Regions from separate parts of the Homo sapiens genome. Here region 2 is linked to region 1. The links are chromatin loops, found by intact Hi-C in ENCODE. Cell type or tissue: mammary epithelial cell. All regions are shown on one strand. Each heading gives the region's core, and the rest is flanking DNA. Links, peaks and the distances in the headings are about the cores only. Region 1 holds the start of LOC124907869 (a long non-coding RNA gene). Region 2 overlaps SLC20A1 (solute carrier family 20 member 1).

Region 1 (15,285 bases), core at 4,275-12,274:
GGACACAGGGAGGGGAACATCACACACCGGGGCCTGTCAGGGGGTCGGGGGCTAGAGGAGGGATAACATTAGGAGAAATACCTAATGTAGGTGACGGGTTGATGGGTGCAGCAAACCACCAGGGCACGTGTATACCTATGTAACAAAACTGCACGATGTACACATGTTTGCCAGAACTTAAAGTATAATTAAAAAAAAAAAAAAGAAAAGAAAAGAAAACTCAGGGATCAGGGTTTTTAAGAATAATTTGGTGGGTAGGGGTCCAGTGAGCCAGGAGCACCGATTGGTTGGCTTGAGGATGAACTCATAGGCAGTCGAAGCTATCCTCTTATGCTGAGTCAGTTCCTGGGTGAGTGCCACAGAACTGGTTGGCAGGTCCAGGTGAGGCCAACCACTTGTCAGAAATGGAAAAACCTGAAAAGACATCTCAAAAGGCCAATCTCAGGTTCACAATGGTGATGTTATCTTCAAGAGTAATCAGGGAAGTTGCAAATCTCATGACCTTCCACGTAACAGCTGGTAATATTTAGAGTTCCAGCCCCTCTCATCCTAACTTGGTGGCTGGTGGCCTTTCATTCGTTTTACAAGAACAGATTTGCTTTTGGGAAGGGCTGTTATTTAAACTATAAACTAAATTCCTTCCCAAGGCTAGTTCGGCCTATGCCCAGGAATGGATAAGGACAGTTTAGAGGTTAGAAGCAAGATGGAGTCAGTTAGGTCTGATCTATTTCACTGTCATAATTCCCCATAATTTTGGCAAAGGCGGTTTCAAGATGGGCAGTCTTCTTCAGAACTCTCCCGAGCCAGTTTATCACCTGCTTCCCTGGTTCTGGTAAGCATGAGACTCCATGCCTTGCCCTCCTCTGAGTATAGCTGCAGACTAGAAAACACTTGGCTGGGCCAGGCACGGTGGCTCATGCCTGTAATCCCAGCACTTTGGGAGGCTAAGGTAGGCAGATCACTAGGGGTCAGGAGTTTGAGACTAGCCTGGCCAACATGGGGAAAACTCCGTCTTTACTAAAAATACAAAAAAAAAAAAAAAAAAAAAAAAAGAAGCTGGGCATGGTGGCGCATGCCTGTAATCACAGCTACTCAGGAGGCCGAGGCAGTGAGATGAGATCACACCACCGCACTCCAGCCTGGGCAACAGAGCAAGACTCTGTCAAAAGAAAGAGGAAGGGAAGGGAAGGCAAGAGAAGGCAAAGGGAGGGGAGGGGAGGCAAGGGGAGGAGAGGTTAGGTGAGGGGAGGCGAGGCGAGGGGAGGGGAGGGAGAAGAAGGGAAGGGGAGGCCAGGGAAGGGGAGGCAAGGGGAGGGGAGGGGAGGGAGAAGGAGGAAAGGGAAGGGAAGGGAAGGGAAAGGAAGGGAAGGGAAGGGAGGGGAGGGGAGAGAAGGGGAGGGGAGGCGAGGGGAGGGAAAGAAAGGAGGGAGGGAGGGGAGGAAGGAAGGCAGGCTTGACTGTAGCTTAGGAAGGAAGGAAGGCAGGCAGGCAGGCTTGGCTGTAGCTTAGGAAGGAAGGGGAAAATGCTTGTCTGTAGCTTAGAATTAGCACCCACACTCGACGGGAGGCGATGATACAAGGCATGTATATGAGGGAGTGGGAATTTGGGGACCACCTAGAATTATGCCTTCCCATCCCTGAGAGCATGTGCATAGCTACCAGCTATAAAGCTGCTTGGCTGCAGTGTGGTATGGGCTTCACCTGGCACTCATGTTGCTGCCATTTGGCCCCTGTTGTTTTGGTGCCGCCCTGTGCAAGGGTCACAGGGACCTGGCACCTCTGTCTACTTGCGCTTTCACCATCTGTATGAGTAATATAAACTGCCTGATCTAAAAAATGGCTCCTTGTTGCTTTCCTGACCATGCATGTCAGCCAGGCCTTGCCTTGTGCTTGATACATAGCAGCTGTGGCTCCCCCAGGCTGCTGCTTAGGGGCTGCTGCTTAGGGGCTGCTGCTTGGCCATCTGACAGGAAGATACTCGGTCTACTAAGGGAGGAAAGAATGATACATGAAGGAACCACAGGACGTGGCCAAATGTCCAGTAGGTGCTGGGGAGACACACGGGGCTGGCTCTCCTCATGCTGCATCAAGTGGGACAAAGTTGGATAAAGGGAAGTTTATTGATGCGAGAGTGCTGCTGTGGGGTATGGGATTCACACCCCAGCAAGGAGGTGAAGATAGTACTAACACTCCACTCAATGGTCTCATGGAAGCCTGGAAAAAGCAATATCCCCCAGGAAAGCAGAACTGCCAGAAATGCCGTGCAATAGTGGATACAGGAATGAGGTGGCTCAGAGAAGCAGGCATGCTGGAGTGGATATGCTACTGAGGAAAGAAAACCCACCAGGTCACCGCAGTCCACAGGGGAGCCGTGGGCACCTTCTGTTTATCCAAACGAGGAGGAATGTGCTGTTCAATGGGGCCACCAGCATCAGCAAGAAGCTTGGTGGTGACTGTGGGCTGATCGTGGGAGATGATGTTACAGAGCTATGTTCCCAATACTAATGAGGATGAGTCCTGAAATAATAGAGGCCAGGTGACAACACTTCACTGCCAGAAGAATGCTGGGTGAGATTGCTGTAATACATGGCAAGAACAGATGTAATGTATGACAGGCAGGGGAGTCTGTTCCCATAGAGAATTATAGAGATGGGCCAGGCGCTGTGGCTTACGCCTGTAATCCCAGCACTTTGGGAGGCCTAGGTGGGTGGATCACCTGAGGTCAGGAGTTCAAGACCAGCCTGGCCAACATGGTGAAACACCCCAGTCTCCACTAAAAATACAAAAAATTAGCCAGGCGTGGTGGTGGGTGCCTATAATCCCTACTACTCAGGAGGCTGAGGCAGGAGAATCGCTTGAACCCAGGAGGCAGAGGTTGCAATGAGCCGAGATGGTGCTATTGCACTCTAGCCTGGGTAACAGAATGAGATTCTGTCTCAAAAAAAAAGAGAGAGAGTATTATAGAAATGATAATAGGACATAATTTTCCTAAGGGCAAAATACAGCTTAATTTATGCAATCAGAGGGAATCAGAAATGATCAAGGCTCAAGACACATCTCAATAAAAAACTATGATCCTTTGATCAGTTTCTAGACCTGAGCCAGTACCCCTTGACTGAATGGGATGCCAGCCCACATAAGGGAGGATCCTACATCACGGCAAATGTATGTGGTAATGATTCCCTCCAATCCTTCTCCAGAAAGACCTGAGGGCATGTACTCAGGTAAATGTACACTGGGGAAAAGGGAATAATCGACCTTTCAGGAACTATTGGACACAGGATCCAAGTTAACACTGAAAATCAGAGACTCAAACATCATCATTAAAGGGGCCAGGTAATACATGGGGTGCCAGGCCAGGCCAAGTTCCTACTGGGTGCAACACAAGCTTCCAAGAGTCCTTTCCCAATGGAATCCACAGGATGCACGTAATTCCTCCAGCAACAGGTTATGACAACACATGTGAAACATTGTCTACCAGGGAGGCTCATTAGAGACTCAGTGTGTAAGGTTTTAATGCAGGGAAGGTACTTACATTGGCGTCCACTGTCTGGCATGTACCAAAATTCTAGACTCTCAGAAGGAAAAGAGGTGTTCAGCATAAGCTGAACACTTTAGATACAGTGAGACACTCCGATGAGAGAATGATGGAAATCCAACTGACTAGATGCCAGCCAAGGGCCAACCTTGCAAGCCGACTTTTCCGAGAATAGCAGGCTCAGGCCTGCTGTGTTAACTTTTTTCTACACAGGCTGTTCACTTGGAATTATATATTCAACAAAAATATATTTCAAGAATGACAGTAAAATAAAGACATTTTTGGGCTAACGATATAGAGGGTTTGCTCCAAAAAGAGCTGCCATAAATTCTGAAGGATGTGCTTATGCAGAAGAGTAATCCAGGAAGATCAGAGACGCAGGAAAGAACAAAGAACACTGATGGTACAGTACCCTGTAAGAATGTCTTCTGGGCCCAAAAGAGCAAGAGAAACACAGCATGTAAGGGGGAGAGGATGTGAGGTTAATGTAATCAAATATCCTTATATAGTTGAAGGACAGTAGAGCTATTTCTTGATTTTATACATGTTAATTATGAATGTCAAAATATGTAAAGTTAATTACTAGGCCAGGCATGGTGGCTCACGACTGTAATCCCAGCAGTTTGGGAGGCCGAGGTGGGCGGATCACCTGAGGTTAGGAGTTCGAGACCAGCCTGGCCAACATGGCGAAACTGCATCTCTACTAAAAATACAAAATCTCCTTGTCTCCCTTTTGCCTAACTTGGTCCTTCCAGGTCCCTGACCAACTAGCCAAGCCATTTGCCACAGCTCAGGAGTCCATACTCATACCTACTTCAGGCCTCTTCTCCCTCTATACAAAGTGGATGGCCAAATACACTATTCAGCTCTGATTGCTGGGAAGATTTCCCCTCATGGCTATTTTGAGGGCCACCTTGAGTAGGGCTGTAGTATGATAGCAGTCTACTTCAGTGGATAACAGTCTATTTCAGCTCACACCAACAAGGCCCAGGATTGTTCTTCTATCAGTTGATCATACACACCTACCTGAGGCTATGGACATCAGCTGAGTCAATGGCTTCAATGCAACCGAGGTGGATGACCTGGGGATCTGGGCCATGTGTCCATTTAACTTACTTATGTTCTCGACCTGCTCCTGAATGACCATTTCTATCATACTTGAAAGGCAGCTCCAGGTGCAAAGTCACTTGATGCCCCATGGTCAATTTCAAAATCTCTTTTAGGGCCCAATGGTATGACAAGAATTGCTTTTCCAATGAATGGCAAATAATTGTCTGTTACAGAAGGCATAGTCTTGCTCCAGATCTCTAGGGGTCTGTGCTGCAATTCTCCCAGTGGACTTTCCAGAAACACCACACGGCATCTTGATCTACTATGCCTACACTAGCATCACTGAGCCCGCTGGCATAGAAGGCAAAGAGCAGGGCAGTTTGCCCCACACCTTGGATCTGCTGCAGGGTCTCATTGTTTGGGTATTATTTGAACTAGGAGATAAATGAGTAAATGCTGTATTGCCAGTGTGGTATATGATGCCTCAAAATGCCTCTTTCTTAGCAATAGGGGGTGCTTAAGGTACAGCAACTTGTTTCAGACCAGTGGACCCTACAAATGTCACCAATATGGCAAAGCCTCCGAATTTTAGGGGAGGGGAGTCCTGTCTCCCACCAACTGGCATCTGGTCATTCAGAGTACCTGCCATATTTTGTTCAACCAAGTCCAGCTAGCATTATGTTCTGTGGAATGGCAAGATGATCAGGTCCCTGTGGATCATACTGTGATAGAGAGGAGAAGAGTTACCATAGCACTGGGGCAAGAAGGTAAATCTATTCTGCTGCCTTCCCTACATGTGAACAAAATAACTTTGAGTCTCTTTACTCATGAGGATTGAAAAGAATGCATTTATCAGATCAATAGCTGCATGCCAAGTGCCACAGGCTGTATCGATCTGTTCAGGTAAACATCCAGCCTAGCAGCTACAATTTCGGCTATCACTTGGTTAAGTTGATGGAAGCCCACAGTCATCCACCACAATCCATATGGTTTTTTATACATATGAGCCAAATGGCGATATGATAGGAACCATCCTCCCTGCATCTTTAGTCTTTGATGGAGGTGCTGATCTCTGCAATTCTCCAGACGTGGTGTTATTTTTTATTTATCATCTTGACACTTGATGCTTGGACCTGCCTAACATAATTGGTGAGAGAACTAATATGCAAGTTCTGCTACCTGCTAAGTATATCCACCCCAATTAAGAGACCTGGAAATAACTTCAAGAGGGAACTGTGGGCCCACTGGACAAACATGAGACAAACATGAGGCAGGACTCCGCTTATTACCTTGTCTCCCGTGCCCACTCTAGGCAGGGATCTATAGTGGCATTTCAGATCCTCTGGTACCGATTTCATGAACCTGGTATTCCATGGCCCTTGAGAAATCTAGGTACTTCCCTTTCTATAGTGGACAGTTACCCTAGAACATGGCTCGGTCCCTTTAACAAAGAGCTAGAGGAATACTTGCTGCATGTATTTGCAGTAGCATTGTCGGATTCTTCCTCGGGGGAACTGGGCTGCCCTTCTGTCAACAGGGTCTGAGCTTGAGAACTGACATGTGATTTTTTTTTTTTTTTTTTGAGATGGAGTCTTGTTCTGTCACCGAGGCTGGAGTGCAATAGCATGATCTCGGGTCACTGCAACCTCTGCCTCCTGGGTTCAAGCGATTCTCCTGCCTCAGCCTCGTGAGTAGCTGAGATTACAGGTCCCCACCACCACGCCCGGCTAATTTTTGTATTTTAGTAGAGACGGGGTTTCACCATATTAGCCAGGCTAGTCTTGAACTCCTGACCTCACCTGATCCACCCACACTGGCCTCCCAAAGTGCTGGGATTACAGGTGTGAGCCATGGTGCCTGGCCAGACTTGTGATTTTCATTGTGGAAGATGACATAGGGCTCTGCTCCCCAGATCTTCATTTTTCCTGGTTATACAGTCAAATAATACTCTAGGCAATATCCCCCATGGGATGGTGTTCTCCCCAGGGGACTGTGTGGACCATTGGCCATTGCCACAGGTATCTGCGTATCACGGCACCCTGACTACCAGTCCAGGCTTGCTGCCCATTCCAGTAATTTGTACTCACTTTGTCTCTGATGGTTAAGTGCCTCCACCTGCCTCTGCTATTTCAGAATCCTGTCACTCCCATTAACCCTAGGGAGCCCAGTTCAATGGCATCGTATCTCACTGTCACTCCTAGCCTATGGAGACTCCACCAGTGAGTTTCCCATTGATACCAGAAGCTCCCTCACTAGTGCACTCTACACTACATCTGGGGTAAAGGGCCATGATGTCTGCAACACATTCTCAAATTGTTCAGGGAAAAAAAATGTTAAGAACAGAGAGAGGCCGGGCACAGTGACTTACACCGGTAATCCCAGTACTTTGGGAGGCTGAGGTGGGAGGATTCCTTGAGCCCAGGAATTTGAGAACAGCCTGGGAAACATAGCAAGACCCCTACCAAAAAAAAAAAAAAAAAAAATTAGCTGGGCATAGTGGTGTATACCTGTGGTCCCAGCTATGTGGGAGGCTGAGGCAGGACGATCACTTGAGCCCAGGAGGTCGAGGCTGCATGATCACACCACTGCTGTTGCCACCCTGAACAATAGCAAGATGCTGTCTCCAAAAATAAAAGAACAGAGAGAAAGAAAAGCAATGAAGCAAATAAAGCAAAATGTCCACAGGAGGAAAATCTGAGAAAGGAGATTTTATATATATATATAACGATTTTTTTTTTTTGGCTGGGCATGGTAGCTCATGCCTGTAATCCCAGCACTTTGGGAGACAGAGGTGGGCAGATCACGAGGTCAGGAGTTCGAGACCAGCGTGACCAGCATGGTGAAACCCTGTCTCTAATAAATATACAAAAATTAGCGGGGCGTGGTGTTGCAGCTACTTGGGAGGCTGAGGCAGGAGAATCGCTTGTACCTGAGAGGCGGAGGTTGCAGTGAGCCGAGATCACGCCATTGCGTTCCAGCCTGGGCGATACAGTGAGACTCTGTCTCAAAAAATAAAAACAACGTTTTTTTAATCACCTTTCCAAACTTTTCCACAGTAACTAGGACACTTGTGTTTTCTACATCTTGTGTCAAATATGATCCTTAGAAGTTCAGCAGGAAATATTTTTACTAGAGTGGCATGCAGTAGCCTCCAGACAATTTCTGATTACATTCCTTTCTGATTTCTAAATGCATCTGTTTTTAACCTTTTACTTTCTTTATCTATTCAGTCTCCTGAAGGGTGCATATAGTTTATCCTGAAAGAAGCAATTTGAGATTAATCCTTTCAATCATCTTTTGCCTTGTTTTTATTTCCTGTTTTATTCACATCAGGTTTTAATTTTACTAATTCCTTCTAATTTTTGTACCTCAAGAGAGCTCAGACTTAGATAGATCAAAATCTGTTTCATAATACACTCTCATCACCATTCTATACATACCCTGCTTTCATTTATTTTGTGTTCTTAAAAATATTATAATAAACATGTGTGTAATCAATGTCCAACCTAAGAAGTAGAAAGAATAAACTATTATCTTTAAAATACAGGGCTATGGACTTATCTGCACATAGCACCATTCAGTTAATAACTAAAGTTATGCCACTTTTTGTAATGACTCCCTTTTTACAGTATAATGACTCCCCAAAAACACACTAAATAAGTACACTGTAAGAAGTAATACTTGACCTTAGGGTTTCCAGCAAAGACACACCCCAAAATCTCCATGCGCAGTTCCCAGCCGGAGGCCTCACGTGGAAGCAGCTGCCTCTGGTCTGTGTGGGACAGCGCCACCTCCTGGTCGGCGGCAGAGCCAGCATCTTAATTCCATGCATGCTTCCATGCTAGGAAACGCCCTTGCTTAGCCTTAATTTTGTTTCAAACGTATTTGGGGTGCCATAAGTTTATTTTCTGTAAAGTTTGAGGGCACTGTAATCATGAGCTCCCAAAAGACTGAAAAATTGGTGAGGACAATGGTGCAAGATGAAAAATGCCCCTTCCCCGATGGTCAAGTCCTGAGTTCCTCTTTTGGGGAAGGCAACATATCTACATTACACGAAGTTCTATGCACATAATATTTATTTACATTAAACTTGTTGGGCTGGGCGCTGTGGCTCACGCCTGTAATCCCAGCATTTTGGGAGGCCGAGGCAGGTGGATCACGAGGTCAGGAGATTGAGACCAGCCTGGCCAACATGGTGAAACCCTGTCTCTAATAAAAATACAAAAATTAGCCGGGCGTAGTGGCGCGTGCCTGTAGCCCCAGCTACTCAGGAGGCTGAGGCAGGAGAGTTGCTTGAACCCGGGAGGCGGAGGTTGCAGTGGGCCAAGATCATGCTACTGCACTCCAGTCTGGGAGACAGAGGGAGACTCCGTCTCAAAAAAAAAAAAAAAATTGTTGTTTACTACTGACATAAATATGTTTTCTTTATTTGGTTGATTTTTTTTCTATTAAAATTATTCACGTGTCTTGGATTGAGATAAATGATGTATTTTCTCATTAAAATTAATAGAAATATTTTTTTCATATGCAGGTTTGTCACTTAGCAGCAAAGTTTTTAGGAATAAATTAGTCATTAAGTGAAGGATAGGTATAACTTCAAAAGAAAGGTACAAATATCTAAATGATGGCAACAAAAGAATTAACATTAAAATGTCAATCAATCCAAGACTAACACATAAAAATTAATCAAAAAGAGTAAAAACTTTTAAAGACCACATGAACTAGCATGATTCAAAGTAATTAGGAATAAATAATACAGCAAAAATAAAAATAAAAACTTGGCCAGGCGTGGTGGCACATGCCTGCAATCCCAGCACATTGGGAGGCCGAGGCAAGCAGATCACCTGAGATCAGGAGTTTGAGACCAGCCTGGCCAACATGGCAAAACCCCATCTCTACTAAAAATACAAAAATTAGCCGGGTGTGGTGGTGGGCGCCTGTAATCCCAGCTACTTGGGAGGCTGAGGCAGGAGAATCGCTTGAGCCCAGGAGGCAGAGGTTGCAGTGAGCTGAGATTGTGTCACTGCACTCCAGCCTGGGCAACAACAGCGAAACTCCATCTAAAAAAAAAAAAAAATTAAGCTTCCTACAAACTGTTGAAGTAATACATAAATTAATTGTCACAAGATTTCAAACAATACAAAGAGAGTGTGAGAACCCCTTGAATATTTCTCTTGTGATTTCAGTTCCCCTCCCAATCCCAAATGAACTCGGGCACAAACAAGCATGCAGAGTTTGGAATGTATCAGCAATTTTCCTCCAAAATGTGTGTACCATGAACAATAGCTTATGAGGTACCTATTTTTACACTTTCTACTTATTTTAATTTTTTTTTTAAGAGATGGGGTCTCACTATGTTGCCCAGGCTGGTCCCAAACGCCTGGCCTCAAGCTATCCTCCCACTTTGGCCCCCTAAAGTGCTGGGATTATAGGTGTGAGCCACCACGCTTGGCCCTATTTCTACATTTTCTTTTCTTTTTAATTTTTCTTTTCTTTTTTTTTCTTTTGAGACAGAATTCTGCTCTTGTTGCCCAGGCTGGAGTGCAATGGCGCAATCTTGGCTCACCTCTGCCTCCCGGGTTCAAACAATTCTCCTGCTTCAGCCTCCCGAGTAGCTGGGACTACAGGCATGTGCCACCATGCCTGGCTAATTTTTGTATTTTTAGTAGAGACGGGGTTTCTCCATGTTGGTCAGGCTGGTCTCGAACTTCTGACCTCAGGTGATACGCCGGCCTCGGCCTCCCAAAGTGCTGGGATTATAGGTGTGAGCCACTGCGCCTGGCCTACATTTTCTTTTTCTTTTTCTTTCTTTTTTTTTTTCTTGAGAGAGAGTCTTGCTGTGTCACCCAGGCTGGAGTGCAGTGGTATGATCTCAGCTCCACCTCCTGAGTTCCAGCAATTCTTGTGCCTCAGCCTCCTGAGTAGCTGGGATTACAGGCATGCACCACCACATCCGACTAATTTTTGTACTGTTAGTAGAGACAGGATTTCTCCATGTCGGTCAGGCTGGTCTCAAACTCCTGGCTTCAAGCGATCCACCCACCTCAGCCTCCCAACATGATGGGATTACAGGCATGAGCCACTGCACCCAGCCTAGTTCTACATTTTCTTGTCAACATTAGATATTATCAGACTTTTTAGTTTTTGCCAATCTGAAGGACCAAAAATCTCACTGGAATCTACACTTCTCTAATGGTTAGAGAGACTGCATATTTTTCCTTTCCTCTTTTGTGAGTTGCCTGTTCCTATTGTATCACTGAGGTTTTGCTGCTGTAACAAATAACCACAGTATCTCAGTGGCTTACAACAAGAAGCATGTAGTTCTTGATCATTTAAATGAGGACTGAGGTTGACCTGTAGCTCTGCTCAGTTTCTATTCTCATTCCTGGTCCCGGACTGAATGAGCATCATCCTCTAAGGCCATTCCCACAACGTAGAGATGAAACACAAAATGCAAAGCTACAAGATGCATGCCATTTAAAACTTCCGCCCAGATGTGGCATATGTCACATCTTTTCACCTCTCATTGGCTAACACAAGTCTCACCAGCCAGCCCTGGCTATGGGTCAGAGAAGTACCCTTCTCCAACAGAGTATGTGATGAAGGTGGAGGTGGGAATGTTTAACATTGACACAGGGAAAGAGTTGATAACTCTTTATGTGATTATTATCTACTAAACGGTTCCACTTTTTTTTTTTTTAATTATTTTTGAGACAGAGTTTCGCTCTTGTCACCCAGGCTAGAGTACAATGGCATGATCTCGGCTCACTGCAACCTCTGCCTCCCGGGTTCAAGTGATTCTCCTGCCTCGGCCTCCCAAGTAGCTGGGATCACAGGCATGTGCCACGACGCCCAGCTAAGTTAATACAAACATGGTCATCATGTTGGACAGCCTGGTCTCGAAATCCCATTTATTTATTTATTTATTTATTTATTTATTTATTTATGAGATGGAGTCTCGTTCTGTAGCCCAGGCTGGAGTACAGTGGCATGATCTTGGCTCAATGCAACCTCTGCCTCCTGGGTTCAAGCGATTCTCCTGCCTCAGCCTCCCGAGTAGCTGGGATTATACGCATGTACCACCATGCCCAGCTAATTTTTGTATTTTTTAGTAGAGATAGGGTTTCACCATGTTGGCCAGGCTGGTCTCAAACTCCTGACCTCAAGTGATCCATTTGCCTCAGCCTCCCAAAGTGCTGGGATTACAGGCACGAGCCATCGCCCCCGGCACACAAGCCTTGCTTCAAGGTGATTCCACTTGGTATGTGATTCTCCTCCATAAACACAGGTTATAAAGTGTTCCCTCTATGAACTGAGATTCTCTCTCTGACTTTGATCTAATATAGACAAGTAGAATGAAAACATGGTCTGGCTGACACTTCCACTTCTGGCATCTCTCCAAACTGAGGTGGCCTTGATACCTAAGAAAGCCCCATGCTGATGGCAGCCCAAGGGGAGCAAGGTCAGGGAAGGCCTCTCCCTGTTAGGAAGGACATTCACATAATTTTCTTCCTGTGCACAGTGTGAGTCTCAAAAAAAAAAAAAAGACTCTCACTCTGTCGCCCACGCTGGAGTGCAGTGGCGTCGTGATCCCGGCTCACTGCAACCTCTGCCTCCTGGGCTCAAGCAATCCTGCTACCTCAGCCTCCCGCATAGCCGGGATTACAGGCACCTGCCACCATGCCCAGCTAATTTTTGTTTTTTTAGTACAGACGGGGTTTCACCATGTTGGCCAAGCTGGTCTTGAACTCCTGACCTTAAACAATCAGCCTACCTTGGCCTCCCAAAGTGCTGGGATTGCAGACGTAAGCCACCATGCCCAGCCTGAATTGATAAATTCTTGAGAGATGGGAAACGGCATTCTTTAATGAGAATTTTGGATATAGGGGACACTAATAGAAACTAACAAAGTGCTTTCATAAAATTCCCAGATGCTCAAAGAAAATTTAAAAGTCGAGTTAAGATCCATAAAATATGCATGCCCAGGCTGGGCGCGGTGGCTCACGCCTGTAATCCCAACATTTTGGGAGGCTGAGGCAGGTGGATCACGAGGTCAGGAGATTGAGACCATCCTGGCCAACATGGTGAAACCCCATCTGTACTAAAAATACAAAAATTAGCTGGGCGTGGTGGCGCGTGCCTGTGGTCCTAGCTACTCAGGAGGCTGAGGCAGGAGAATCGCTTGAACTCGGGAGGTGGAGGTTGCAGTGAGCTGAGATTGCGCCACTGCACTCCAGCCTGGGCAACAGAATGAGACTCCACCTCAAAAAAAAAAAAAAGTGCACGCCCACAACTGAGTAAAAGACAGGACTGTGATCAGGAAGTGCAGAAAATGTTAAATTTTAATGTCAGGGGTTAATTTAGAAAACATTGGCAAGTGTTTTCTCCTTTTATCATACCTTCCCCCTTTCTCATCTTTGCTGCAGATAAGGTCAAGTTCAGGGACTGCAGGACTTAAGGGGTAGGAGGTAATTCCTTCAAAACAAAAATGAAGGCAGGGTGTGGTGGCTCACGCCTGGAATCCCAGCACTTTGGGAGGCAGACGAGGGCAGATCACTTGAGGTTAGGAGTTCTAGACCAGCCTGGCCAACATATTGAAACCCCATCTCTACTAAAAATACAAAAAAATTAGCTGGGTGTGGCGGTGCATGTCTATAATCCCAGCTACTCAGGAGGTTGAGGCAGGAGTAATGCTTGAACCCGGGAGACGGTCCTCGCAGTGAGCCAAGACCATGCCATTGCACTCCAGCCTGGGCCATAGAGTGATTCTGTCTCAGAAAAAAAAAAAAAAAAAGATGAAAAGAAAACCCTTCTTTTCTCCTGCTTTGCATCTGCAATGGTGCAGGAATCCACAGATGTAACTAGACGTAACTGATGAATTGCAAGAAGTTAGAAGCCTGAAGAATGCAGCCGACATGAAAGGCTTTTATTCATACAGGTGATGTGATCTAAATGACTGACTGCATATTTAGAAAATAGGAAGAGTGTGAGGGACGGCAGCAAGGGTGAAGAATCGCCCCTCACCAGACAAGACTACAACAAAATTAACTGAGTCCTCATTTCAGCTTTAAAATAAACAAAAGGGGCTGGGCATGGTGGTTCACTCCTGTAATCCCAGCACTTTGGGAGGCCAAGGCAGGCAGATTTCTTGAGCTCAGGAGTTAGAGAACAGCCTGGACAATATGGTGAAACCCCATCTCTACTAAAAAGACAAAAATTAGCTGGGCATGCGTGCCTGTAGTCTCATCTACTCAGGAGGCTGAGGTGGGAGGATCATCTGAGCCCAGGAGGTGGAGGTGGCAGTGAGCCGAGATCACATCACTGCACTCCAGCCTGGTCAACAGAGTGAGACCCCATCTCATAAATAAATAAACAAACAAATAAATAAAATGAACAAAAGGGGAACTGTATACCCAAACTATAAAACAAAAATTAAAAAAAAATGAAAAGGGGAATTGTAAATCCAGGCTTAAGATGGAGTGAGGCCTTCTAAGAAAAAGAACAGCAACAACAATAACAATACCAAACCTTCTGCAGGGGCAGAGTGCAAAGAAATGGTGGTGAGAATGACAAGCTGGGGAAAATAATGCCTGCTGCAATTCCGGACACATTGGGACTTAGTGCTCCCTTTGAGACATCTATATGAAGGTCCATGGCAGCAGGTGGAAGCCCAAGGCAGAAGCCAGGGCTGGAGATAACCATCTGTGAACCAATGACTTATCTGATATTCTCTAGGAAGGAGATCACTGCACAGAGGAGAGAATAAGAAGAGGCCTGGTGTAAGCCTTGAAGAAAATCATTATGTCACGGCTGGGTGGGAGAAGGTGGTGGCATAGCCAGAGAGCTAGGAGGAAACCTGCAGAGTCCATGTAAAGATGAAAGAAGAGTAGAAATGTGGAGGGCCATTAAAAAATTATTCTGACAGTTGTTAAAACAGTATAGAAAATTGTACTCAAGACGACTGTCCCTGTCTCACTTCCCACTGCCCTAGTAATGCTTACTGGGATCAACCTCTAATTCTCTGTCCCAGGGTCTGTTTCTGGGGGAACCTGAGCTAAGACGGTGCATCATGAACCAAGGATTATGATTCAAGCACATATGGCACATTAACAAAAGCTGAGCATATGCCAAGCCATAAAGGCTCGACACATTTCAAAAGATTAAAATCATATAAAATGTTCCCAACCCAATTGCAATTAAGCAAGATACCTAAAAAAAAAAAACCTCCTTATGTTTAGAAATTAAGAAATACGACTCTAAACTTCTAAACAATCTGAGGTCAATGGAGAAATCAAAAGAGAGTAGAGAAGGGAAAATAAGGAACAAAAGGAGGATTGAAAGACAAAGACATCCAAGGAGCAGGACTACTATAGGCAGAGATGGCAAGAAGGAAACGTGACTATTGGCTAAGTTACAACAATGCATTCATGGGTTTTTGTTGTTATTATAGTTATTTTATCTTCTATTTTGAAGAATGATTTGTTATTTCTTCACAGTTATGGGACAAGTCAAATTATATATCTTGAAAAAAAAAAAAACAAAGTCACGCTTTGTGGCAAATTTAAGTGTATTAGAAAAGAAAGCCGGACACGGTGGCTCACGCCTGTAATCCCAGCATTTTGAGAGGCTGAGGCGGGTGGATCATGAGGTCAGGAGATCGAGACCATCCTGGCTAACATGGTGAAACCCCGTCTCTA
Region 2 (15,285 bases), core at 4,563-12,562, 56 kb before region 1:
AGGAACTATCAATCTAGTTTGCCAAGAAATGTACTTTTCATTAACTTCTGATCAGGGGCAAAAATATAATGGGTCAGAACTGAAGAATCCCATACTGAGAACTTTTAAACAAAACTTAGCTACACATTGCCTCCCACTCATTTTTGCTTTCCTTGTACTGATGTCCTTTGAACACTAGTCTGAACTGCAGAATCCACTTATACACAGACTTACTTTCACCTCTGCCATCCCTGAGACAGCAAGACCAACTCCTCCTTTCCTCCTCAGTCAACTCAAGATGACAAGGATGAAAACCTTTATGATCCATTTCCACTTAATGAATAGTAAATGTATCTTCCTTATGGTTTTATTTCCTTTTCTCTAGCTTACATTATCGTAGTACAGTATATAATACATACATATAACACGTAAAATATGTGTTCACAACTGTTTATGTTATTGCTAAAGCTTCTGGTCAACCGTAGGCTACTGGTAGTCAAGTTTTTGGAGTCAAAAGTTATACATGGTTTTTTGACTGCATGGGGGTTGGTGTCCAACCTCCACACTGTTCAAGGGTTTACCGTAATACCAAAGCTAAAAACAATCTACATAAAATAGTAAAATAAAGCTGTCCATTCAACAGTAAATCTTTGGCTGTGAAAAACCATGAGTAGGCCAGACGCAGTGGCTCATGGCTATAATCCCAGCACTTTGGGAGGCCAACACAGGCGGATCACTTGAGGTCAGGAGTTTGAGACCAGCCTGGCCAACATGCTGAAAGCTTGTCTCTACTAAAAATTAGCCAGATGTGGTGGTGGGCGCCTGTAGTCCCAGCTACTCAGGAGGCTGAGGCAGGAGAATTGCTTGAACCCAGGAGGTGGAGGTTGCAGTGAGCCGAGATCACACCACTGCACTCCAGCCTGGTGACACAGCGAGACTCCGTCTCAAAAAAAAAAACAAAAAGTATCAAAAGAAAAAACTGGAAAAACAAAACAAAAAAAACACCCGTGTGCTAACATGAAAGTGTACAGGCTGTGCTACTAAAAGGGAAAATGCCAAGTTGCCACCACAGTCCCTATGGAGTAATGTCTTGCATATTCTGGGCACACAAGAAGCATACAGGGAGGGGTTGGGAGCTTTAAGTTGGACAGTAGCTCTCACTTGTTAAGATATTCACATCACCTAAGAATGATATTAGGCTAACTGATCAGGAGCCCAGGTGATTCGAGTATGAAAGAAAACCATGAGAACAAATTTTCTAAAAACTGTAGGCTTTTTTATTCAGTTAAGAGGTAGACAAATGAACATGGAAGGCTGTCCCACTTAACTTGCCCAAAGTTCACATTCCACTTCATTCATCCATCCCACACTGCCAGAAATCTTAAAGAAATAACCAAGATTGCCAACAGGCTTTTTCTTTCTTACTTCTTCTTAGCAATAACAGTCAATAAACTGCTTGCAAAAAAGTTACTAATTTAAATTTTCACTGTGTTCAAAGAACCTCATCCCTCTAAGAAGCTCCCGAATATGCCAATAGATCCTGCCACTACTGACAGGAGGGCAGAGTACCAAGGACTCTACTTATATAAGAGACTACAAGGGAAGTTGTAGTTATATTTTTGTTGTTAAATCCCTGTGCATGTGAGGGCAGAAGCTGGTGAAACCAACAACGCAGAGCATGCTCTGTCAAACGGCTCTTCATGGTTTAAAAAAAAGAAAAAAAAATCACAAGTCATCTTCAGAGACAACATTAAAACATAATGGAATTGAAGCCTGATACAAAAAGTAGAGAAATATGTACAGGAATTCACAGCCCAGAAGGAAAGGGGACCTCAGCAGGAGCCAGTGGAACCCGGGCTATTTTACACAGCTAATTTTGAGACAATTCATATTTAGCACAAAAGCAGTTATAGCACAAGTAACACTTCCCTCCTCTGGCTCCCAAATAAAAAGACTCTTGTCAGTCTTCTGTTAACACTGTAATCATTCTTCAGGGGAGCAGGAATACCTAAGATGGTCCCAAACATTGACACAAATTTTAATCTCAAACAGCTTCACATTCTGAGGATGACATATCTGAAGATTGCCATGATGGCAGCACTGATAACTCCAGAAATGGGGACTGTGACAAACCAGGCCATAAAAATGTTACGAAAGAGACGCCAGTCAACAGCCTTCTTGGACCGGAGCCAGCCAACAGACACAACAGAGCCCACCTAGAAGAGAAGCAGACCAAGGAAACAGGTTATTGAAGTGCCAGTGGTATTCTGGCAAACAGACACCTGAGACTGTTTGGACAAGGAGCCCCAGACCCCTGGACAAGACAAAGTCCAAGAAAGCTGGTTTACAACAGGTTAAGCTGGGAAAATGAAGGCAATTTGAAAATCCAATCATAATCTATACTAACGGTAGTAAAAGGACACAAGAACTATTTCTTTTCCCCTTCTCAGCTACTGCTAAAATTTAATGAATATATACTGCTTTTATTTATTTATTTTTTGAGACGGAGTCTCGCACTGTCGCCCAGGCTGGAGTACAGTGGCGCAATCTTGGCTCACTGCAACCTCCACCTCCTGGTTTCATGTGATTCTCCTGCCTCAGCCTCCCAAGTGCTGGGATTACAGGCACCCACCACCACGCCTAGCTAATTTTTTGTATTTTTAGTAGAGATGGGGTTTCACTATGTTGGCCAGGCTGGTCTCAAACTCCTGACCTTGTGATCCACCTGCCTTGGCCTCCCAAAGTGCTGGGATTACAGGCATGAGCCACTGCACCTGGCCTATACACTGCTTTTAATAACAAATTGCATTGTAAGTCTTCCTAAGATTATTTACAGAGTGGCTGATATTAAACCTAATAAACAATTGTCTGGAGACACATCCGGGTAGCAAACAGATGACTCAGCAGGATCCATGATGGACCAGCTTAAATGCTCTTAAGGAAACCAGTTTCTTCCTTCTCCTATAATTATTAGATTGTCATCAAACAACCTTAAGATTTGTTTTGTTTCTCAGTATTTCAATCCTGAGAGGCCCTGAAATATGCCTTCTGTAAATAAACTGCTTTGCCAACATTTTGGCAAGCCTCACAGACTTGTTAGAACCAGGCCTTCAGCCACCACAAATGGCAGCAGAAACCCACCTGGCCAGAATTAAAGCACCTGCCAGTTTCTAAGCATACACCTACCCTGCTCTGAATGGCTTCCCCAAAGGCAAAGAACATAATGCTGTCGGCCGGGCGCGGTGGCTCACGCATGTAATCCTAGCACTTTGGGAGGCCGAGCCAGGTGGATCACCTGAGGTTAGGAGTTCATGACCAGCTTGGCCAACATGGTGAAATCCTGTGTCTACTAAAAATACAAAAATTAGCCAGGCATGGTGGCGGGTGCCTATAATCCCAGCTACTTGAGAGGCTGAAGCACAAGAATCACTTGAGCCCAGGAGGCGGAGGTTGCAATGAGCCGAGATTGTGCCACTGAACTCCAGCCCAGGTGACACAGCAAGACTCCAACTCATACATAAATAAATAAAACATAATGGTGCCAAGTAGAAATGACTCTTGAGATTAAAAAAAAAATTATTATAAAGAGACTACAATGAGGGAGGATAAAGTAACAAAGGAAGAGGTTAGTAGCCAGAAACTACAGTAAGCTGTATATAAAACAATGTTTCTATTATTTGGGGAGAATATCTATTTAATTGCTTAAATAAGAATAAACACAAGAAATAACTTATGAACTCTTCAAGACTCCAACTGCACAAAACTTTCTAAATCAAAGTATCAGAGAAGTAAAACTAAAAACCCTACATATTAGAAGAACCATTTGAAAGACACACATTGGCATTACACTTACTTTACAATGTGTTGTACTGATGGGAAGGCCAATATTTGATGCAATCACCACAGTGAGGGCAGATGCCAGTTCAATACTGAAGCCACTACAGACACAAAAGGATTCTTGTCAGGAAGTGAGTTTGACTTTTTTGAGAAGCTAACACTACACCTCAAGTTAACACAGTCCTGCTTTGTTCTACTCAGTCACAAAACCTCCACTGACATCTTTATTTGCTATAACCCCTAAGATCTACTTTATTTAAATCAGGCCACAGATGCCCAGTTTCCTTATTCAAAGGCTTCCAGTTTTACGTTTTTCTGGAATCCCACTATTAAATAAAATTTGCACTTTTATTTTGAAGAGTTTGGTAAACATTGAGTCTTAGCTCCCAAGACAAATAAAAGGCAAGTATACATAACTATCCGCTCTTAGCATACACAGCTTTCTCAGAAAAGTCATTTTCTTCAGAGACCACCAGAGCTAAATGGGTAAAATGTCTGACCAAAATGTTTAAGGGCCAGACAAGTAAAATCTAAAAAGAACAATGACAATAAGAACATCATGAACTTATACAAACTTGGTTACTTTAGAGATTTGTGTTAGCACTCGACAGTGTTATATCTCTGAAAAAAATGAGTACTGACATTTGTAGAACCTGCTCCACCTACTTACCTAGAGGGTGTGATCGGTGTCAGATCCTTCCCCATGGTCTGGATAACTCTTCTTCCCCAAACCCACAGACCAACACAGATACCAACACCACCATAGAGTAGAAGCCATATTGGTGTTGCCACTTTTGAAGAAACATCTCCTGTGTCATAAACCAAATATAAAGCAACCAGAGGCCCAATGGCATTGCTGGAAGAAACAAAGAGGGCAGAAGTGACTTTTCAGGCAGAACTAGATCTTGGCAAGACCCAATCTGCTGAATGATCTACCAGGTTGTCTAAAGTACAGCTTTCAAGCTCATCTGGCAAAAGGGCCTTTCTTTCTAAAGACATAAATGGAACCCCAACATACACAACAGAAAAATGAACACAGCTCTGATGGAGGGAATGCCAGGCAAATGGTGGCCTCTTTCCTCCTATAGGCAGCTTAAAGCAACTCTCAGGTTCCAATAAACAGTTTACAAACCAAACTACAAAATCATTCTATATGAAAAACTTTTAAGTTTTTCATCTTACATCTTACATCCCACAATTCACTACCAAAGAACTGAATCTCATCTTGATGGACAAAAGCCTTCTCTGTGAAGAGTATCTGTTTATATTTATCATCTACAAAAATAAACATTCTTTGTAATTCCTCTGAAGAATAAAACTGTACTGTCTTATTATGTCAATAACTGCTATTACCTCATCCTATTTGTATTATTTGGGGTCCTGTAAATGCTAGGAGTACCACTACCACAAGCACAGGCCTGTGACAAGGATAAATGGTTTAAAAATAGGGTTAGCAACACTAAGATCAATGTCAACTGACCTTACGTCATTGCCACCATGGGCGAATGACCCAAAGCAGGCTGTAAGGATCTGCAGGAACTGGAAGAGGAGAGAGACTTCAGGCTTATCCTGGTCATACCATTCTTCTAGAGAGCCATTACTTCCTTTTCTGTCACCTAGACCCATCTCTGCCTTGACACTCATGTCTATCTCAGATGCTGAGTGAAGGTCAGACACAGCATTGCAGTAACTGGTGTAACTGTCCATTCGAATTCGCTTCTTGGAGTCTGCATTAGGCCATGTCAGCTTCTCCATTTCTTCGCCCTTCTGTTCACCTTCTTTGGCACGGAATGAATCCAGAGGCATGCCACATATTGCCATGGTATAGGAAGTATAGCTATTATTGCGCCTTAAGGGTTTGTCACCGGAGTCTCCCATGCAATCTCCCACCTTGGCAAGATGTAATTTATGGAGTAGCTCTTTGTACAGGCCGGAATCCTTATGCACGGTGTGATACTGGTAGTGGCCACTGGAGTTTATTTGGTTGCTGACGGCTTGACTGAACTGGACAAGGTTCCCATTAGGCAACTGCACTGCACCTAGTCAAGATCACCAAGGTGACATTCAATACAAAAAGCATCAAATCCAAAACAATAAGCCTCCTCACCACTGCAGGTAACAAAAGTGAAACCAGGAATTCCAACTCACCATTCACGGTGCTATCTATGCTGGTTTCCTCTTTCAAGTCCACGCTGGGAAGCCTCTCTCTCTCTGGAGCTTCCTCCAAATCTCCAAGTTTGAATGAGACTGTTCTCTCCTCCACCACAGCCTGGAGGGGCACAGTGGCAGGCCCTACCTCAGAAACAGGATGCTTGTTTTCAATATCACCAACAGACAACTTTGTTTCTTCATGGTCTTCTTTCAAGCTATTCTTTTTTTCCATTAAGGGGCTTTCAGAAGGACTACACTTTATTTCTCCTAGGAAAAAAAAGGGGGGTCTTTTTTGGTTTGGTTGTGGCCATACTACTTTGTTCCACGTCTCCTTTCCTCCACCCCCAAAAAACTCATCTCAAAACAAGAATGTATGTGAACTTCAATTAACATTCAGGAACATTTTTCCTGCCTGCTTTATCATTTGCCAGCAACTCTCACTTGGGAACAACCAGCAATGCAGAACACCCTATGTCAGGGGTCCCAAAATTTTTCTGTAAATATTTTAGGTTTTACGGGCTTCTGTAGCACATTGTTGTTTTGTTTTTATTTTTACAACCCTTTACAGATATAAGAACCCTTCTTAGCTCCCTGCTGACTCATTCTGTAGGGGAAAGTAGCTCAACCATGGGGCTGATAAGCTGAAACTAAAAATCTGAACTGTACCCAATTCTATTCTTTTCAAAAGAGGATTCTCTCAAATTTCAGTCCACCAATTCAAGCAAAGTGGCACAGCTCAATGCAGGGAACTAAAGACGACAACTTTAATTTCCACCTCTATAAAACAAAGAGATGTGCATCATGGCTGTAAATCCCACAGGCAGACCAGAGTATCTTCTGCCTCTCTCATGCCAGTGCTCAGTATGCTGACCTATCCATCCAGGCACCTCAGTCAAACTACAGACTGACTAACATAAAGCAAGACTTGTCTCAACTCCTCCCAGAGAGGGAAAATGAGGCCAGAGAGTCCTGAAAGCCTGGTTCCCACCGTGCACTCGGCACAGCCAGACTAGCACAGAACCTCTCGGAGGCTCTTCGGTTCAGCTGCGGTGACGCAGCGTTCTTCCTAACACCACTGCAGTCTATGCATCCCTCAGCTTCGAAACGATAAACTTCAACTTGCTAACCCAGCCTTCACATCGATGAAAAGGGCAGAAAATGATTATTTTAAGGAAAAAAAAGTCCGATACTAACCAAAATTTACTCAGTATTTAATTACATGAGTGTGTGGTAATGGCCTAAATGATTCCTTGACACTTGAAAATGTTTACTTCTAGAATCTGTGCTACAATTCTAGCAGACACACAATGTGTGTTTGTATATGTATTTGCATTGTATACTGCAATACAATGTCTACATGTATTCTAGCCTATATACAACATGTACACATTAGACTTAGCTTTGCTTGTCTGAATCTGAAGTTATACACAGAAGCAGTTGGGGTAAATATTTCCTCTACGAAAATATCTTGTATCTACCCCTTATTTTTCATTAAGGTATCCTTCTACTTCTCAGTAAATGTAGGCTATGATTTCTCTATTTATCTATCATGTCACTGGCAACTGATCAAGGAACATAAAAAAATTCAATGCCCCAGATTGTCTCTACAGCATAGGTTGAATACTCTTTATCACTAGGTCTTAGGTCATGTAAGTCCATTTTTAAGAACAGGTCTTAGGTCATGTAAGTCCATTTCTAAAAACAGTTTGGACAACAAACCCATATCCTCAAATTTCCCTTTAAAATCTCTTATTTTGCCAATCTCTTCTAATAGATTTTTACAGGTGGCCAAATAAAAAATAAACACAACATTAGTAGTTAAACTTTTCTGCTGTTTAGTTATTACTTACGTTCAATTTTTCTCTTCATCCTGGGACATACAAAGAACCAGACGATAAGGGCACAGAAAACTGCACATCCCACCGAGATGAGGATGGTACCCCACAGAGGAAGTTTGTCAAAGCCCAGCACTAGGAGATAAAATGGTGCATCTTGAAAACCCCAGGGCAACAGCCCCCTGCAATATTGTGTAAACCCTCCTCTGGGGACTGAGGGGTTCCCCATACCAGCCCATCACCCCTGACAGCTGCTGCCAGATTTAAGTGCACAGGATTACTGTGCTAGTGCCTATACAAATTTGGGAGAAAAACTCAATGATCATCTGAAAACCCACACCAGCCTAGCCCACTTGAACACCTGCGGGACTCAAGTTCCTATGCTTCTCAACATACGAGCCTTTTCCTTTCTTCACCTTGGAAGATAATAAAGATCACTACACGCTAAGGACCTATGACTAGCTATGAAAAAGACAGCAAGTGTTCCACTCTCCTAGCTCATGATCGTAACTGCCACATATTCCATTACCACCTACAAACTTATTTTAATGTTAACAGAATGATGTCTCAGTAGTCACATTTGTCATGCTGACACAATTCTGTGTAAAAGTGATTACATTCACTATACTGGCCTTTAGTAAAATGCTTTAATGAGATTATCTCCTTGAAAGCAGTATCAAAGCAAGATACAGAAAACAAGGATATTATCTATCAAAAGTTGATAATTTAAGAATAGTTGTAAAAGCTTTGTCTTTCAGCCAGGCACGGTGGCTCATGCCTGTAATCCCAGCACTTTGGGAGGCCGTGGCAGGCAGATCACTTGAGGTCAGGAGTTCGAGACCAGCCTGCCCAACATGGCAAAACCCCATCTCTACTAAAAATACAAAAAAAAATTAGCCGGGCATGGTGGTGGGCGCCTGTAGTCCCAGCTACTCGGGAGGCTGAGGTGGGAGAATCACTTGAACCTGGCAGGGCGGAGGTTGCAGTGAGCTGAGATTGCGCCACTGCACTCCAGCCTGGGTGACAAAGTCAGACTTTGTCTCAAAAAAAAAAAAAAAAAAAAAAAAAGTTTTGTCTTTCTCACACACAAAGTTTAGTGGTAATTTCACTTACAAGTCTTACCTTAAAAAAAGACTTGCCTAGCAACACTGTTCACATGGTTTAAGAATGAGTAATATTAGTCATTATCTGACTGTCATATGCACGCCAGTAGGCTCCAAACCATTAGCCTGTACTAAAGACAGAAGTAAAGCACTGGCCAGGCACAGTGGCTCACACCTGTAATCCCAGCACTTTGGGAGGCTGAGACAGGTGGAGCACCTGAGGTCACGAGTTCAAGACCAGCCTGGCCAACATGGTGAAACCCCGTCTCCACTGAAAATTAAAAAAATCAGCTGGATGTGGTGGTGGGCTTCTATAATCCCAGCTACTTGGGAGGCTGAGGCAGGAGAATCACTTGAACCCAGGAGGTCGAGGTTGCAGTGAGCCAAGATCGTGCCACTGCACTCCAGCCAGCCTGGGTGACAAGAGCGAAACTCCGTCACAAAAACAAACGAAAAGAAGTAAAGCACTATACAATCCTATTTAAATCTAACAGATGTTATAATGATCTCTAGCTACTCAGGAGACTGAAGTGTGAGAACACCCTGAGCCCAGGAATACAAGGCCAGCCTGGGCAACACAGCAAGACCCCATCCCTGAAAAACAAAAAAGGTAAAAAAAAAAAAAAAAAACCCATAAAAGATATTATAATGATCTGTAGTTGATATCTAGGAATAGCTTAGTTACTTCTGCTTGTTTTGCTTTATTTTGCTTGTTATGTACGAAATCACAGATGCTCCTCAACTTACAATGAGGTTATGTACCTATAAACCCATCAAAAAGTCAAATAACTGAAGGTTGAACCATGAAGTCAGGGACTGTTTGTACTTATAAACTGGAAATTCTATCATACCCCAAAATGATTAATCTTTAAAAATCAGACACAAGGCCAGACGCGGCAGCTCACGCCTGTAATCCCAGCACTTTGGGAGGCTGAGGTCCGTGGATCACCTGAGGTTGGGAGTTCAAGACCAGACTGACCAACACGGTGAAACCACGTATCTACTAAAAATACAAAAATTAGCTGGGCGTGGTGATGCACATGTGTAATCCCAGCTACTCGGGAGGCTGAAGCAGGAGAATCGCTCAAACCCGGGAGGTAGTGGTTGCAGTCACCCAAGTTCGCACCACTGCACTCCAACCTGAGTGACAGGGCGAGACTCTGTCTCAAAAAAAAAAAAAAAAAAAAAATTAGAAACAAATTGAGGTCCCTTCAAAACTAAAACTTTTTTTGTTTTTGAACTTTTTTTTTTTTTTTTTGAGACAGCATCGCACTCTGTCGCCCAGGCTGGAGTACAGTGGCACGATCTTGGCTCACTGCAACCTCCGCCTACCAGGCTCAAGTGATTCTCCTGCCTCAGCCTCCGAAGTAGCTGGGATTACAGGCGCCTGCCACTGCACCTGGTTAGTTTTTCTAGTTTTTAGTAGAGATGAGGTTTCACCAACTTGGCCAGGCTGGTCTTGAACTCCTGACCTCATGATCCACCCACCTCGGCCTCCCAAAGTGCTGGGATTACAAGCATGAGCCACCGCGCCCGGCCCCAAACTACAATTCTATGGTGACTATGTATCTTTTCATTTTAAATTCTGCTTTCAATTTTGATCATGTGGTCACACAAACTAAAATATACATGAAATTACTGTCTATCACAATTTAAGTTGGTCTACATTCCAAGTCAAAAAGGAAAGAGACTGGTTTTTCTTACAAATGATCCATAAAGGACACAACGAAAATATCTAAGTTTCTGTTTTTAAAATGATTCTAATTTCACTCATCTCTGAGCTTTGCTTCTACCACATAAAGAATGAGTGTTAAGAGCATCATGGGAGACTTTTTAGTTTATCACAAAGAACTGTTTACAATGGAAATCTGGCATACAAACTTCTCTTCACCGGCACATAGCAGTTCAGTATAGTCTAAGTAAGAACAATATTTTCTTAAAGTTGTCTGTTTCGTTCCTGATTATTCCAAGAATTAATTAGCAAGATTAAAAATACTTAGCTCCATCTAACAAAATACACATATAATCCCTCAATCTAAAATAAGGTAAAAAATTAAAATATTGGCGAGGTGCGGTGATCATGTCTGTAATCCCAGCACTTTGGGAGGCTGAGGCAGGCGGACCACCTGAGGTCAGGAGTTGGAGACCAGCCTGACCAACATGGAGAAACCCCGTCTCTACTAAAAATACAAAATCAGCCGGGCTTGGTGGTGCACGCCTGTAATCCCAGTTACTTGGGAGGCTGAAGCAGGAGAATTGCTTGAACCCGGGAGGTAGAGGTTGTGGTGAGCCAAGATCATGCCATTGCACTCCAGCCTGGGCAACAAGAGCAAAACTGTCTCAAAAAAATAAATAAATAATAAAAATATTTAGCTAACTCTACTTTGGGTCAGCAACTTACTACTTCAGTGAGGTTTAAGAGCAAGTCACAACCCATTACTCAAAACTGAAATCATTTCAGTGGGCCACAACAAATGTTAAGAAAAAAAAAAAGAGAGAATTTGAAAATATGGGTGCATAGCACATAGTAAGCATTAAGTGGCTTCATGACACTATTCCAGTTATCTTTCTCTCTACATACATACATGTGTGTCCTGTATTTCATCCAGTGGGTCACAGTATAAAGAATAAAAGTCACTGCCTATGTAGTCACAGACCATCAGGCCAAATGAGTCTAGATACCAAAACTGTACTGTCCTGCCAGTTACAAGTTACCAATCTTTTGTTGTTGCTAAATTAAACTTGTAGCGCCATAATTTAATCCATGCCTTGCCTTAGTCCCAAACATGAAAGTCATCAACATTTCAACCTTTATATTCTCACAAATTATTTTTCCTCTTAGCTGCATGAATTTCTTCTTCCAAGTGCACTTAGAGCAGGTGGTAAACATCCCAACTCTTCTCATTCAAGCAGATTCATGGAAGTTTAGTACTTAGAAACAATAGTATCTCCATTTGGGAGAGAAAAATGAGAATATCCAGCAAACCAGTCCTAAATGACTGATTACTGAAGATCAGATATAACTAATGACTTCAGTAGTTGAGGTCAGTATTAATTCCAGCATTTTTAGCATAGACAGGAGAAAGGGAAGGAGATGATCATATTATCAGTGGATCCTGTGAAGACTAAAGAGGAAAGGTCTGTAGTGATTTAGAATCTGAGCAGGTCTCTTTGGTTGAAAAACTATCTAGGTTAACTCAGCGTACACTAGCCTGCAGCCTTCTGAAATGGGCGCAGGCCAGCCACCTTCTAGGAGATTTCAGCCCTGTAAAGCAAAAAGGGGTAAATTGGGCATTTAATGCAAGTTTTGTAAACAACTTTAAATTCACATTTAAATATTTTGATAGGTACTTACACGGTGCTCCAGTATACATGATGGAAAAGAGGTTTATTCCAACTGTGCAGGCATAGAAAACTGGCAAAGCTCGCAAACCATTAGGAACTGGATCTGCCTGTAAAACATCATTAAGATCAATATCTTAAAAGGTATAAAGGTTAACCCATTTCCACAGAATCTTTTAACAGGGTAGGTTTGGGAATTATAGTGCCAATAACTCTCTCCAGAGTAGTTTCCAAGGACAACAGAGTTTTTCCTGCATTTGCATCTGGAATTCTTCCTACGAAGGCTAATTCCAACTTCTACCTGTTTTTTTTTCTTTTTTCTTTTAATAACAAGACTAACTGTACCAGTGACTGATAACATCCTGAATAAAGATTGCAATACCCACATTCTAAGGTACCCAAAAGCCCTAATATAAACTTCAGCACACACCTGAGGATAGGCTATACTCTACGTTTGTAAGAGATGTCAAGAAATAGACTATGTTAGGATGTTGCTTACCTGACTTCATATCTTCAAAGACTAAAAATACAACATGCAGACTATGCGTACGCCAACCATCTTATCTAAACATCTGACAAAGATGCCACAATTAATGCTTTACCGAAGTTCAATGATAATAACTGATTGTGCACAAGGTCATCCACTCACTCAAAAGACTGTGTGCCAAGTGCTATTCTGGGCACCGAAATATAGGAGGGAATAAGACCAAGTTCCTGTTCTAATAGAACTGACACTCACCTTCTAGTATGGAATAATGTAAAGTACTGACAAATGCTGTGAAGAGAAATAAAGAAGGGTAAGAGGAGAGTGATGGAAGGGGGGGCACCATTTGGGTGGGGAGGGTCAAGGAATAAGCATGACATAAATGTAGTAAGCTAGCAAGCTGTGTACATTAACTATGGGTACAGAAGGGGCAAACCACCTGATTATTTGGGCGCTGAATGTTCCAGACAGAGATATCAGCAAATGCAAAGGCCCTAAGGCAAAAACTTGAAATGTTTAAGGAACAGTAAGGCCAGTGACTAAAAATAAGAATTCTACCATACCTAGTATGTATTAATTCTATAGGAGAACACCCAAGTCAAACACCGAAAGAATGGGAGGAGGCTGGGCGCGGTGGCTCACACCTGTAATCCCAGCACTTTGGGAGGCCGAGGCAGGACAATCATGAGGTCAGGAGATCGAGACCATCCTGGGTAATACGGTGAAACCCTGTCTCTACTAAAAATACCAAAAAAATTAGCCCGGATGTGGTGGCAAGCATCTGTAGTCCCAGCTACTCTGGAGGCTGACTCAGGAGAATCACTTGAACCTGGGAGACAGAGGTTGCAGTCAGTGGAGACTGGGCCACCTCACTCCAGCCTGGGCAACAGAGTAAGACTCCATCTCAGAAAAAAAAAAAAATTGGGAGCAAAGATCTGAATACATATATGGGAAGGCTAAAAACTTTATAAAGACCTTAGCCTAAAAGGTTTAATGTTATCTTGATCACAATTCCAGTGGAAAATCTTGGGGAGGAAAAACAGAAAGTAAAACCCTACAGCTTCCAACAATAATCAATACACTGGAAAGTTAGTAGCTTAAGACCAGTGAAACAAGGGAAAGCTCAGACCCATGTGTAAAGTAAAGGTACCATTTCAAATTAGCAGAGATGAGCACTCATTGAAAACCACTCTAAAATTTAACTCTTATCTATAGTTTAATAGAGAATGTTAACAGATAGTGAAATAGCCAAAACAAAAACAATAGCATACAGAAATCAAGAACTGTTAAGCATCCTTGAATAACTAACTCAACGGTGGTCAAACTCTGAGGGCAGTCAACAAGATTAGGAAACTAAGGTGTGTATTTTTATTCTAAAGACTAGTCTTAAGAAAATGCAGGTCAGGTGTGGTGGTGGCTCATGTCTGTCTGTAATCCTAGCACTTTGGGAGGATGAGGCAGGGGATGGCTTGAGCCCAGAAGTTCAAGACCAACTTAAGCAACAGAGCAAGACTCCACCTCTATAAAATATAAAAAGTTAGCCAGATGTGGTGGCACACACCCATAGTCCCAGCTACTCTGGAGGCTGAGGCAGGAGGATCACTTGAGCCTGGGAGGTCAAGGCTGCAGTGAGCTACAATTAAGTCACCGTACTCCAGCCTGGGTGACAGGCGAGACTTCGCTTAAGAAAAAAAAAAAGCCAGGTGCAGTGGCTCAAGCCTGTAATCCCAGCACTTTGGGAGGCCAAGACGGACAGAGCACCTGAGGTCAGGAGTTCAAGACCAGCTTGACCAACGTGGTGAAACCCCGTCTCTACCAAAAATACAAAAATACTAGCCGGGTGTGGTGGCGCCTGTAATCCCAGCTACTCAGGAGGCTGAGGCAGGAGAATTGCTTGAGCCCGAGAGGCGGAGGTTGCAGTAAGCCCAGATCGTGCCACTGCATTCCAGCCTGGGCAACAGAGTGAGACTCCGTCTCAAAAAAAAAAAAAAAAGGCTCCAAAAAACCCAACCCAAGACTCCCACCCCCAAAAATTTCCTGGGTTTTAAAGACATTATGTGGGGACTTCTCAATAGATTTTCAAAGATATTTCGTAATATGATTATCCATAAATCAAATTGTAATTGACTAGTCTGAAGTAGCAGCCTGTGTATTTATTATCCTGTATAGCATAGCCCAATTAAGTATTCCCTGAGGTAAACAAATCTGAGGTATTCTCTACGCAAAGTTGTTGGGGATGGGGTAGGGTATGAATGACACTACTATACCAATAGTTTATTGTGAAATACAGGTTCATGGTTAAAAAAAAATCAAAAGTTCCAGAGAGTCTAGGAAGAAGGTAAAACAAGAAAGGTCTCATCATTGTAGAGATCCACCTAACACACAAGTAAAACTTCACCTGGAAATAATGTGAATGCCTCATCGTCTAGTCATGTGGGACAGGAAAGGTCTTCACAAAACCCCCCATCTTCACCAGAATAGTTCACTTTTACATATTGGATATTCTGGTTTTGTCTAAAGAAAAGGGAAGACATCCTAAATATATTTCTAACTA

Evidence for each region. Hi-C counts contacts between places; a loop is a spot of excess contacts. Peaks named below come from ENCODE experiments on the same cell type or tissue, not always from the same donor. Only the 100,000 strongest peaks of a DNase experiment are listed, where the experiment ranks them.
Region 2: it touches region 1 in a loop (5-fold over the local background); 20 of 110 quality-filtered maps call a loop at or near these places.

The regions. Positions count from the first base shown.
Region 1 is chr2:112,593,303-112,608,587 of GRCh38, reverse strand. It overlaps LOC124907869 (a long non-coding RNA gene), which reads right to left and starts at 8,729. Exons shown (of 2, transcript XR_007087193.1): 1 at 8,275-8,729. In mammary epithelial cell, for the core only: a CTCF peak has its summit at 8,385 (motif pointing left); a DNase peak (open chromatin) is centred at 8,337; H3K27ac peaks cover 1,388 bases.
Region 2 is chr2:112,649,774-112,665,058 of GRCh38, reverse strand. SLC20A1 (solute carrier family 20 member 1) reads right to left here. Exons shown (of 11, transcript NM_005415.5): 5 at 12,261-12,357; 6 at 7,818-7,937; 7 at 5,965-6,234; 8 at 5,297-5,855; 9 at 4,487-4,672; 10 at 3,833-3,917; 11 at 1,234-2,195. The coding sequence ends at 2,034. Among named protein-coding and RNA genes, the nearest start is that of SLC20A1, 11 kb to the right of the region's middle. In mammary epithelial cell, for the core only: no CTCF peak of the experiment used is centred there; a DNase peak (open chromatin) is centred at 9,008; H3K27ac peaks cover 1,612 bases.